Linked DNA regions of Homo sapiens: region 1 is linked to region 2. Evidence: chromatin contacts called from ENCODE Hi-C or POLR2A ChIA-PET data. All regions are on one chromosome and are shown on one strand. Each heading gives the region's core, a stretch centred on a gene start or an enhancer-like site at or near the end of the contact. The rest is flanking DNA. Distances are from core to core; before and after follow the strand shown. Region 1 has its middle 29 kb from the start of TMEM40. Region 2 has its middle 31 kb from the start of RAF1.

What was found. Hi-C counts contacts between places; a loop is a spot of excess contacts on that map. ChIA-PET counts read pairs that join two places held with the same protein, here RNA polymerase II (POLR2A). Pooled maps may share reads with other maps.
Region 1: a loop to region 2 is called in a pooled map, with 2.3 times the contacts of the local background. The contact joins two enhancer-like sites. A Hi-C loop is called at or near these places in 1 of 50 pooled maps. POLR2A ChIA-PET finds 5 or more read pairs at or near these places in 8 of 52 experiments (A549, H1, Panc1 and 4 more).

The regions. Positions count from the first base shown.
Region 1 is chr3:12,727,346-12,732,669 of GRCh38, reverse strand. No RefSeq gene overlaps it. Among named protein-coding and RNA genes, the nearest start is that of TMEM40, 29 kb to the left of the region's middle. Within about 2 kb of position 3,214, at least 6 of the 41 ENCODE cell types and tissues checked have a DNase peak (open chromatin) inside an H3K27ac peak, as active enhancers do.
Region 2 is chr3:12,692,097-12,697,251 of GRCh38, reverse strand. No RefSeq gene overlaps it. Among named protein-coding and RNA genes, the nearest start is that of RAF1, 31 kb to the right of the region's middle. RefSeq lists an enhancer at 2,605-3,106. Within about 2 kb of position 3,496, at least 7 of the 41 ENCODE cell types and tissues checked have a DNase peak (open chromatin) inside an H3K27ac peak, as active enhancers do.

The DNA.
Region 1 (5,324 bases), core at 1,965-4,464, 36 kb before region 2:
TGGGTGACAGAGCGAGACCCGGTATCAAAAAAATAAAAATAAAAATGAAAAAAGTAGGGAGCAGGAAGAGGGGAACAGAAGAGCATATACCTGACCAAAGGGGGCAGCTGCTGTCTAGCAATTCCAGGTGAGAACACCAGCTAAGTGGGATCTGTCAGCCAAGCGAACGAAAACCACACCAGGTGCTTTAACAGAAAGAATTTAATAGAGGGACATGTTAACCAGGTGCAGGACTACTAGAAACGCAGAAAGGGACCATAGTATCACAAAGTGTAACTGAGGGAACTGCCTAGGGCTAGAGAGAAAAAGGAAAGAGGTTGTAGCTATTAGAAGTGAGAGGCCGGGGCCAGGTGTGGTGGCTCACACATGTAATCCCAGCACTTTGAGAGGCCGAGATGGGCGGATCACAAGGTCAGGAGATCAAGACCATCCTGGCTAACATGATGAAACCCCATCTCTACTAAAAATACAAAAAATTAGCCCGGCGTGGTGGCGGGTGCCTGTAGTCCCAGCTACTTGGGAAGCTGAGGCAGGAGAATGTCATGAACCCGGGAGGCAGAGCTTGCAGTGAGCTGAGATCGCACCACTGCACTCCAGCCTGGGAGACAAAGCAAGACTCTGTCTCAAAAAAAAAAAAGAAGTGAGAGGCTGGGTGCGGTGGCTCAGTCTATAATCCCAACACTTTGGGAGGCCAAGGTGGGCAGATCACCTGAGGTCAGGAGTTCGAGACCAGCCTGGCCAACATGGTGAAACCCTATCTCTACTAAAAATGCAAAAATTAGCCAGGCTTGGTGGCGGGCACCTGTAATCCCAGCTACTTGGGAGGCTGATGCAGGAGAATCACTTGAACCTGGGAGGTAGAGGCTGCAGTGAGCCGAGATCATGCCACTACACTCCAGCCTGGGCAACAGAGCAAGACTCCGTCTCAGTAAATAAATAAATAAATAAATAGCCGAGCGCAGTGGCTCATGCCTGTAATCCCAGCAGCACTTTGGGAGGCCGAGGCGGGTGGATCACGAGGTCAGGAGATGGAGACCATCCCGGCTAACACGGTGAAACCCTGTCTCTACTAAAAATACAAAAAATTAGCCGGGCGTGGTGGCGGGCACCTGTGGTCCCAGCTACTCGGGAGGCTGAGGCAGGAGAATGGCATGAACCTGGGAGGCAGAGCTTGCAGTGAGCCGAGATAGCGCCACTACACTCCAGCCTGGGCGACAGAGCAAGACTCTGTCTCAATAAATAAATAAATAAATAAATAAATAAATAAATAAATAAATAAAGTGTGAGAAGATTGAGAGAGGGTCCTCCAGAGCTGGGACCCAGACCTCTGGGGAAAGGGCACTGCTTAGCTGGGGAGGTGTCTCTGAGGGGCCTGAGGAGGCTGGTTCTGCAAGTGCAAGACCATTGGGGTCAGACCTCCAGTTTCTTAGCAGAAGCCCCAAATCTAGAGTTTGGCAACTATTTTTTTTTTTTTTTAAATTTCCACTTCTGCTATGGAAAAGAGTATAGTGATTCCTCAAAGAACTAAAAATAGAATTACCATATGATCCAGCAGTTCTACTTCTGCACATATGCCCAAAGGGGACTTGAAGGGATCTCTGTACACACATTTTCAAAGCAGCATTATTTCCAGTAGCCAGAAAGGGGAAGCACAAGCGTCCATCAATGGGCGAATGAATAAACAAAGCATGGTATATTATCAGTTTTTAAAAAAGGAAATTATTTGAGACTTCACAAAAAAATAAAAACCAAAGGGGGAAAATATGGAAATTCTAGCCAGGCATACTGGCTCATGCCAGTAATGTCAGCACTTTGGGAGGCTGAGGTAGGAGGATCACTTGACCCCAGGAGTTCAAGACCAGGCTGGGCAACACGGCAAAACCCCATCTCTGCAAAACATAAAAACATTAGCCAAGCGTGGTGGCACATGCCTGTGGTCCCAGCTACTTAGGTGACTAAGGTGGGAGGATCACTTGAGCCCAGGAAGTGGAGGCTGCAGTGAACCATGATCATGCCACTGCACTCCAGCCTGGGTGGCTGAGTAAGACTCTGTCTCTAAGAAAAAAATAAAAATAAAAAAAAAGAAATTGTGACACATGCTACCACACAGATAAACCTTGAGAACATTATGTTAAAAGGACAAATACAGTTATGATTCCATATATATGAGGTACCTAGAGTAATCAGATTCATAGAGACAGAAAGTGGAATGGTGGGTGCCAGAGGCTGCGGGACGGGGAATGAGAGTTAGTGTTTAATGGGGACAGAGTGTCAGTTTGGGAAGATGAAAACAGCCCTAGATATGGATGGTTGTGATAATTGCACAACACTGTGAAAGTATTTAACGCCACTGAACTGTACACTTAAAAATGGTTATGGTGGTTAATTTTATGTCTATTTTACCACTTTTTTTTTTTTTTGAGACAGAGTTTTGCTCTGTCGCCCAGGCTGTAGTGCAATGGCCCCATCTCGGCTCACTGCAACCTCCGCCTCGCAGGTTCAAGCGATTCTCCTGCCTCAGCTTCCTGGGTAGCTGGGACTACAGGCACGTGCCACCATGCCTGGCTAATTTTTTGCAGTTTTAGTAGAGATGGGGTTTCACCCTGTTAGCCAGGATGGTCTCGATCTCCTGACCTCGTGATCCACCCGCCTCAGCCTCCCAAAGTGCTGGGATTACAGGCGTGAGCCACCATGCCCGGCCACTTTTTTTTTTTTTTGAGATGGAGTCTCACTCTGTTGCCCAGGCTGGAGTGCAGTGGCACGATTGCAACCTCTGCCTCCCAGACTTGAGGGATTCTCCTGCCTCAGCCTCCCAAGTAGCTGGGACTACAGGCACCTGCCACCATACCTGGAATTTTTTTTTTTTTTTTTTTTTTTTTTTAGTAGAGACAGGATTTCACCATATTGACCAGGCTAATCTTGAAGTCTTGACCTCAAGTGATCCGCCCACCTTGGCCTCTCAAAGTGCTGGGATTATAGGCGTGAGCCACTGCACCCAGACCACTTTTTTAAAAAAAAAAAAATTCAAATTATCAGTGGTTAAATAAAACTGGATCAGGCCTGCGGCCCACAAGCTTACAGCTGCTTTGTGGAAGGCTTTTTATCATGTCAAGCTAAAGGCGGGAGCTAAAAGTGGTGCACGCAGGGGTCTGGTTACACCTCAGGCATCAAGTGCATTCCTGGAGCCCCAGTCCAACGTGTGGGCTAAAAATAAAGCATTGAATCTTGAGCCCAGGAAGGCAGCGTTGAAAAGTGGAGGGGTGAGGAGGAGGTTATGTGGAAGGGGATGGGCTTTGGTCTTTGGCTGTCCTGGATGCTGTGTGCTAGATTTCTGCTTTGATCACAGTGGAGGGAGGGTGAGAGTACAGATTTCAAAACCATACAAGCCAGCTTGTGCCGGGAAGATTTTTTTTAATTCAATTTCAACTTCTGCTATGGAAAACAGTATAGTGATTCCTCAAAGAACTAAAAATAGAATTACCACGTGATCCAGCAGTTCTACTTCTGCACATATGCCCAAAGGGGACTTGAAGGGATATCTGTACACCCATTTTCAAAGCAGAATTATTTCCAGTAGCCAAAAAGGGGAAGCACAAGTGTCCATCAATGGGTGAATGAATAAACAAAGCATGGTATATTATCAGCTTTTAAACTAATACTTCTGCACATACGCTTCTGCGCATATGCCCAAAAGGGACTTGAAGGGACATCTGTCCCTTCAAGAGAAGTCCGAGAGGACTGTGGCGGTTGTTTATCCTGTTCTCCCGACACAGCCCCTGGAATCTTCTGTCTACTCTAGAGGATCTGGGCCTGTACCAGAGATGGAGCGAAGGGACGCTGCTGACTAAACCTAGGAAGCTGAGGGAAGCACTTAACACTGGAGCTGGGAGATGTAGGGAAGGGCTATCCAGGCAGAGGTCACAGCATGGGCAAAGGCGTGGAGGAATAAAAGAGGATAGCACGGCCGGGCGCGGTGGCTCACGCCTGTAATCCCAGCACTTTGGGAGGCCAAGGCGGGTGGATCACTGAGGTCAGGAGTTCAAGACCAGCCTGGCCAACATGGTGAAACCCTGTCTCAACTAAAAATAGACAAAAATTAGCTGGACGTGGTGGTGGACGCCTGTAATCCCAGCTACTTCGGGAGGCTGAGGCAGGAGAATCACTTGCACCCGGGAGGCAGAGGTTGCAGTGTGCCAAGATGGCATCACTGCACTCCAGCCTGGGCAACAAGAGCGAAACTCTGTCAAAAAAAAAAAAAAAAAAAGAGGATAGCACGTCTCAGAGCAACAAGGGGTCAGCCCAGTGTAGTTGAGGCATCCAAGATCTGAGTAGGGCCGAGGACAGGTGGGCAACAGAGCACAGAGGTTAATTGCTCCCCTCCCCCAGCAGGACCTTGATACCTGAGATAAAGAGCTGAGACACTAGCCTAAGGACCATAAGGACAACAGGGAGCCTTGGAGGGAGTTCGAGCAGAAAAATGGCATAGTGAGACTGCACTTCAGAAAGATCACTGCACTCCTCTGGTAGCCCTGTGGGGGCTGTGGAGGGATGAGAATGAGCCTCACAGGCCTCCAACTCTAGGGATCCTAATTGACCAAGCACTGCTGTACTCTGTTTGCAGCAAGGACACAGTTCCCTTGAGATGCCCCCACCTGATGACTTTGCCAAGAGTGGGATGCTAAGGCAGGCCCATTCCTAGGAGACATGGGATTTCTCTGAGCTGACTTTGGCTTAAGGACTCCCCGACACCCTGCCAAACCCTCCTTAGACTGCATGGCCAACTAGGACCCTTCTACCCAACCCTCTTTCCCTCTCTTCCTCACCTGGGGCTGGACTTACATCCCAACCCTCCCAGCTCCCTCCCCGTTTCCCTGCTACACGTGTTTTCTTTAATAAAATCCTAGCACAATTTAATCTTATCCTGGTATTTGCTTCTTGGAGGACTCAGACTAATGGGGTGAGATTAGAGGCAGGGGGGACCGGTGGCCACAGGAAAAGATAGGAAGGGTAAACTTGAAGACATTCCAAAGGTCTAATCCACAGTATGACTTGAGGTGTGTGCTCACCATCAGCCCCCTGGGCTTTCCCAGTGGCTGGAGTTCCTAACACTCAGCAGAGTAATTGCCTATTTCTTTTTTTTGAGCCAACTTTCATTCTTGTCTCCCAGGCTGGAGTGCAATGGCACAATCTCGGCTTACTGCAACCTCCGCCTCCCAGGTTCAAGCGATTCTTCTGCCTCAGCCTCCTGAGTAGCTGAGATTACAGGCACATGCCACCACACCCAGCTAATTTTTTTGTATTTTTAGTAGAGACAGGATTTCACC
Region 2 (5,155 bases), core at 2,247-4,746:
TAGTGGCCTGGTGCGGTGGCTTACTTTGGGAGGCTGAGGTGGGTGGATCACGAGGTCAGGAGATCAAGACCATCCTGGCTAACACGGTGAAACCCCGTCTCTACTAAAAATACAAAAAAAAATTAGCCGGGCCTGGTGGTGGGCAGCTGTAGTCCCAGCTACTCGGGTGGCTGAAGCAGGAGAATGGTGTGAACCCAGGAGGCGGAGCTTGCAGTGAGCCAAGATCGCGCCACTGGACTCCAGCAGCCTGGGTGACAGAGCCAGACCCTGTCTCAAAGACATAAAAAAAGAAAAACTGGCTGGCCGGGAGTGGTGGCTCACAACTGTAATCCTAGCACTTTGGGAGGCCAAGGCAGGCAAATCACCTGAGGTCAGGGGATCGAGACAATCCTGGCCAACATGGTGAAAACCCATCTCTACTAAAAATACAAAAATTAGCCGGGTGTGGTGATGCGCACCTGTAATCCCAGCTATTCAGGAGGCTGAGGCTGGAGCATTGCTTAAACCCAGGAGGCAGAAGTTGCAGTGAGCCGAGATTGCGACACTACATTCCAGCCAGGGTGACAGAGCAAGACTCCATCTCAAAAAAAGAAAAAGAAAAAGTGGGTTGTTGTGAAGATTCCATGTGCCTGGCATACAGTAGGGGCTGAGTAGGTGTTAGTTCCATCTCCATCTCCACACAACTTTTGCCCTTCTGCTTGAAGAGCTCTAATAATTTCTTAACGGTTAGCACTGTCCTCAAGGTAGAATGGGCACCTAATAGGCATTTGCTGAATTGCTCAGAGAGAAGGTGAGGGTAGGCAGAGGACTGCCAGCTAGCACAGGTAGCAGAGACCAGCTCCACCTTTAATTTAACCATTTGTGTGTCCTGAGAAGGAAAACCTCATTTCATTTAGAGATGATGTTGGTAGCCAACAGCTTTTACTTCAAGGCAAAAAAGAGAAGAAATGCCACAGAGAGAATATTTTTCCTTAATAATTCGTCTCAGAATGTTGAGGTTGGAGGAACCATTGGAGAGGGAAAGTGCTAGACTCATAAATAGCCTTAGAAAATCACAGGCTTTGGAATCAGAAACTCCTAGGTTTGAATTCTAGCTCTACCAGTCACTATGCTGTGTGACCTTGGACGAATCACTATCCCTCTCTGAGCCTCAGTTTCCTGAGCACTTTTCACATGTTTATCCTCAGGTCCATCATATGAGATAGATGGTACTATTCCATAGGTAAAAAAGCAAAGGCACAGAGACACTCCATAGATGACCCAGGGTCACACAGGTAGAAAGTAGCAGTGCTCAGATTTAAATTCAAGCAGCCTGACTCTAGAGTGTGTGTCATTAACCACCACACCACACTGCCCCACCAGAGACACTGACAGCGTTCTCCTAATTATTTTTCCCAAAATAAACTACTAGTATTTGTTTTCTTTTCTTTTTTTTCTTTTTCTTTTTTTTTTTTTTTTTTTTTTTGAGATAGAGTCTCTATCACCCAGGCTGGAGTGCAGGGGCTTGAACATTGCTCACTGCAGCCTTGAACTCCCAAGCTTAAGAAATCCTCCACCTCAGCCTCCTGAGTAGCTGGGTCTATACCACTACTAAGCATTTTTAGTGTTTACAGTTTTTCTTTTCTTTCTTTTTTTTTCTTTATTTCTTCTTCTTAAAAAAAAAACAACAAAAAACAACAACAACCAAGATGCATGTGCAGAATGTGCAGGCTTGTTACATAGGTATACATGTGCCATGGTGGTTTGCTGCACCTACCCAGCCAATTTTAATTTTTTTTCTTTTTATTGTAGTAATGGGGTTTTGCCATGTTGCCCAGGCTTATCGCAAACTCCAGAGCTCAAGCAATCCTCTACTTCAGCCTCCCAGAATGTTGGGATGATAGGCGACAGCCACCATGCCCAGCCAGTGAGCCATGATTGCATCACTGCACTCCAGTCTGGGTGACAGAGCAACACCCTGTCTCTAAAATAAAATAAAATAAAATCCTACAATGATGAAAGAATGATCCAGAGCTCACAGCCGGGAGTCATTAAGCCTGGGTTCAGATCTCCCAGCTTTTCCTCTGCTTAACTGTGTGATTATGGGCAAATGACTTTATCTAAGTTTCAGTCTTACCTTATGTAAAATGGGACTGTTCATAGCCCAACCTCATAGAGCAGGCCTAAAAATTCAGTGAGATAATACATGAGAAATGCTTAGCGTGGTCCCTGGCATTCTGTGGTGCTCAATAAAAATTCAGCTACGACTGATTATTCATGGCTGATGTATGCTCTTTAGATTTGGTGAGCCTCCGGCCCTAAGAAGATCCGAATTTTAGTGGTGGAGAGAAATAAAGGGTCTGAGGGCTGCAGCTCCAAACATGAAAGCAAAGCCTGGAGGAGCAGGAGCTGTTTATAAAGTGAGGAGGAGCAGGAGCTGTTTATAAAGTGAGGTACAGCCGGGCGTGGTGGCTCATGCCCGTAATCCCAGCACTGTAGGAGGCCAGATGGGTGGATCACCTGAGGTCAGGAGTTCAAGACCAGCCTGGCCAACATGGCAAAACCAGCTCCACTAAAAATAAAAAAAAATTAGATGGGCGTGGTGGCAGGTGCCTGTAATCCCAGCTACTAGGGAGGCTGAGACACGAAAATTGCTTGAACCCAGGAAGCAGAGGTTGCAGTAAGCCAAGATATCGGCTACTGCACTCCAGCCTGGGTGACAGAGCAAGACTCTGTCTCAAAAAAAAAAAAAAATGAGGTGCATGGTGCGGGGTGGGCTGGGACCTGTGTGTAAGTACTGGAGGTAGATGTACCGGAGCCAGCCAGGCCCTGTGATGGGTAGGAGGATTCCCTCTGTGTGTGCTCATCCACCCTGTCTGGTACAGTCACCAGCTCTGAAACTGTCCCTGCAGTCTCCTCCCTCCAAGTAAATAGGTGTTGCTATTCTAAGAGAGGCCTGTGATAAAAATAGTTGCTTTGCTTTGGAGGGTTTTTTTTTTTTTTTTTTTAAGCCATGAAAATAACAGGGCAGTAGGCTGTCTATTTTGGGTTGGGGACTTTGGCCCGCTTTCAAAGTCACAGCCCAATGAGATCTATTTAGAAAAGGTCACTGCGCACTTTGCTCACGTCGATGGCGCCTTAAAACAAGCCTGCGTGGATGCACTTAGGAGACTCTGGGGCTTACCCAAGGGACAGAGTTAGAAGGAATTGTGGGGCCACTATGTTTATGCCCCTGTGTAAATGTAAGCCCTGGCATCTCTCCGTGGGGCTTCAGTGGTCTTTCTCTCCACCGCACTTTCCCCAGCCCCCACCAACTTCTCAGGAGGCGGAGCTAGTTGCCAGCCTGCTTCTCCCTCCACCTTAGGAATCCTGCATCAGGGTGACGCTGGGTGTGGGGAATGCTCTCCTACTTCTCTATAAATCAGCCTATCATGTGGCAGCATCAGTCAGGCAGGAGCTCCAGCTGGGGCCTGGCATCTGGAACTGGGCTGGATTTTTCCATTCTCAGTGGACCAAAGCGTGACTTGGGTGATTGAGAAAGGCACACCCGAGTAGATGGCCTAAGATGACAGAGCAACTGGAGTGAAAAGAACATGAGCAGTGTGAACCTTGTCCCTAGCCCTCACTAGCTGTGTGACCTTAGGCAAGTAACTTCACTCTCTGATCCCTTGTTTCCTTACTAGTAAAATGGAGATAAAACCAACCTTATAGGACTATTGGGAGGATTAAATAAAATAATGTATGTATGTATGTATTTATACTTATTTATTTCTTGAGACAGGGTCTTGCCCTGTCACCCAGGCTGTAGTGCAGTAGCACCATCTTGGCTCACTGCAACTGCCACTTTCTGGGCTCAGGTGATCCTCCCACCTCAGCCTCATGAGTAGCTGGGACTACAGAGGCGCACCACCACACCCGGCTAATTTTTTGTATTTTTTGTAGAGATGGGATTTCACCATGTTGCCCAAGCTGGTCTTGAACTCCTGGATTCAAGTGATCCGCCAGCCTTGACCTCCTAATTGCTGGGATTACAGGTGTGAGCCACTGCACCCAGCCACAAGATAATGTATTTTAAAAGTACCTAGTATGTATAGGGTGGCTACCAAGTCTGGAAACACAGAGGATTTTTCAGAATAAATGGTCTGTTGCTAATACATACTAAAATTCTCTATACTTTCAGACTTTAACACTTATATGGTGCTTACCATGTGCCAGCCACTGTTTTAAATGCTTAGCTTTTTTTTTTTTTTTTTTTTTTTGAGACAGAGTCTCGCTCTGTCACCCAGGCTGGAGTGCAGTGGCGCGATCTCAGCTCACTGCAAGCTTCGCCTCCCGGGTTCACGCCATGCTCCTGCCTCAGCCTCCCGAGTAGCTGGGACTACAGGCGCCCGTCACCACGCCCGGCTAATTTTTTGTATTTTTAGTAGAGACGGGGTTTCACTGTGTTAGCCAGGATGGTCTCGATCTCCTGCCCGCCTCGGCCTCCCAAAGTGCTGGGATTAAAGGCGTGAGCCACTGTGCCCGGCCTAAATGCTTTGCATTTTTAAACTCATTAATTCTCCATAACAACCTTATGAGGTAAGAACTATGTTACACCCATTTTACAGAAAAGAAAACTGAGGTTCAGAAGTTAAATCACCACCCAGTGATGTGGTAACTTTCTGCCCTTCTTAGTCAAGAACATACTGAAAACACATTGGAATCAGTTAGCAAACCTTTTTTTGGGAGAGGGCTCTCTATGTTGTCCAGACTGGGCTCACACTCCTGGGCTCACGGGATCCTCTCACCTCAGCCTCCTGAGTAATTGGGACTACCGGCCTGCCACCACACTTGACTACATTTTTTGACTTTGCCCAACCTGTCAGGTGAGAAGTGGTCTCTCAGTGTAGTTTCTCTTACTATGATGGTGGCTCTCTTTTTGTATATTTGATTTACTTGTGTGTTCCTTTATGTGAATTGCCTATTCATATCCTAACTATCCTAGTCCTGACTATTTGTCTGTGGGGTTCTTTGTTTCTTCTTAATTGATTTTTGGAACTCTTTTTACATTAGGGAAACCAATCCTTCATCTGTGAATTGTATTTACTTATTTTTTTTTTTTGAGGCAGAGTCTCACTCTTGTCGCCCAGGCTGGAGTGCAATGGCGCCATCTCACTGCAACCTCTGCCTTCCGTTC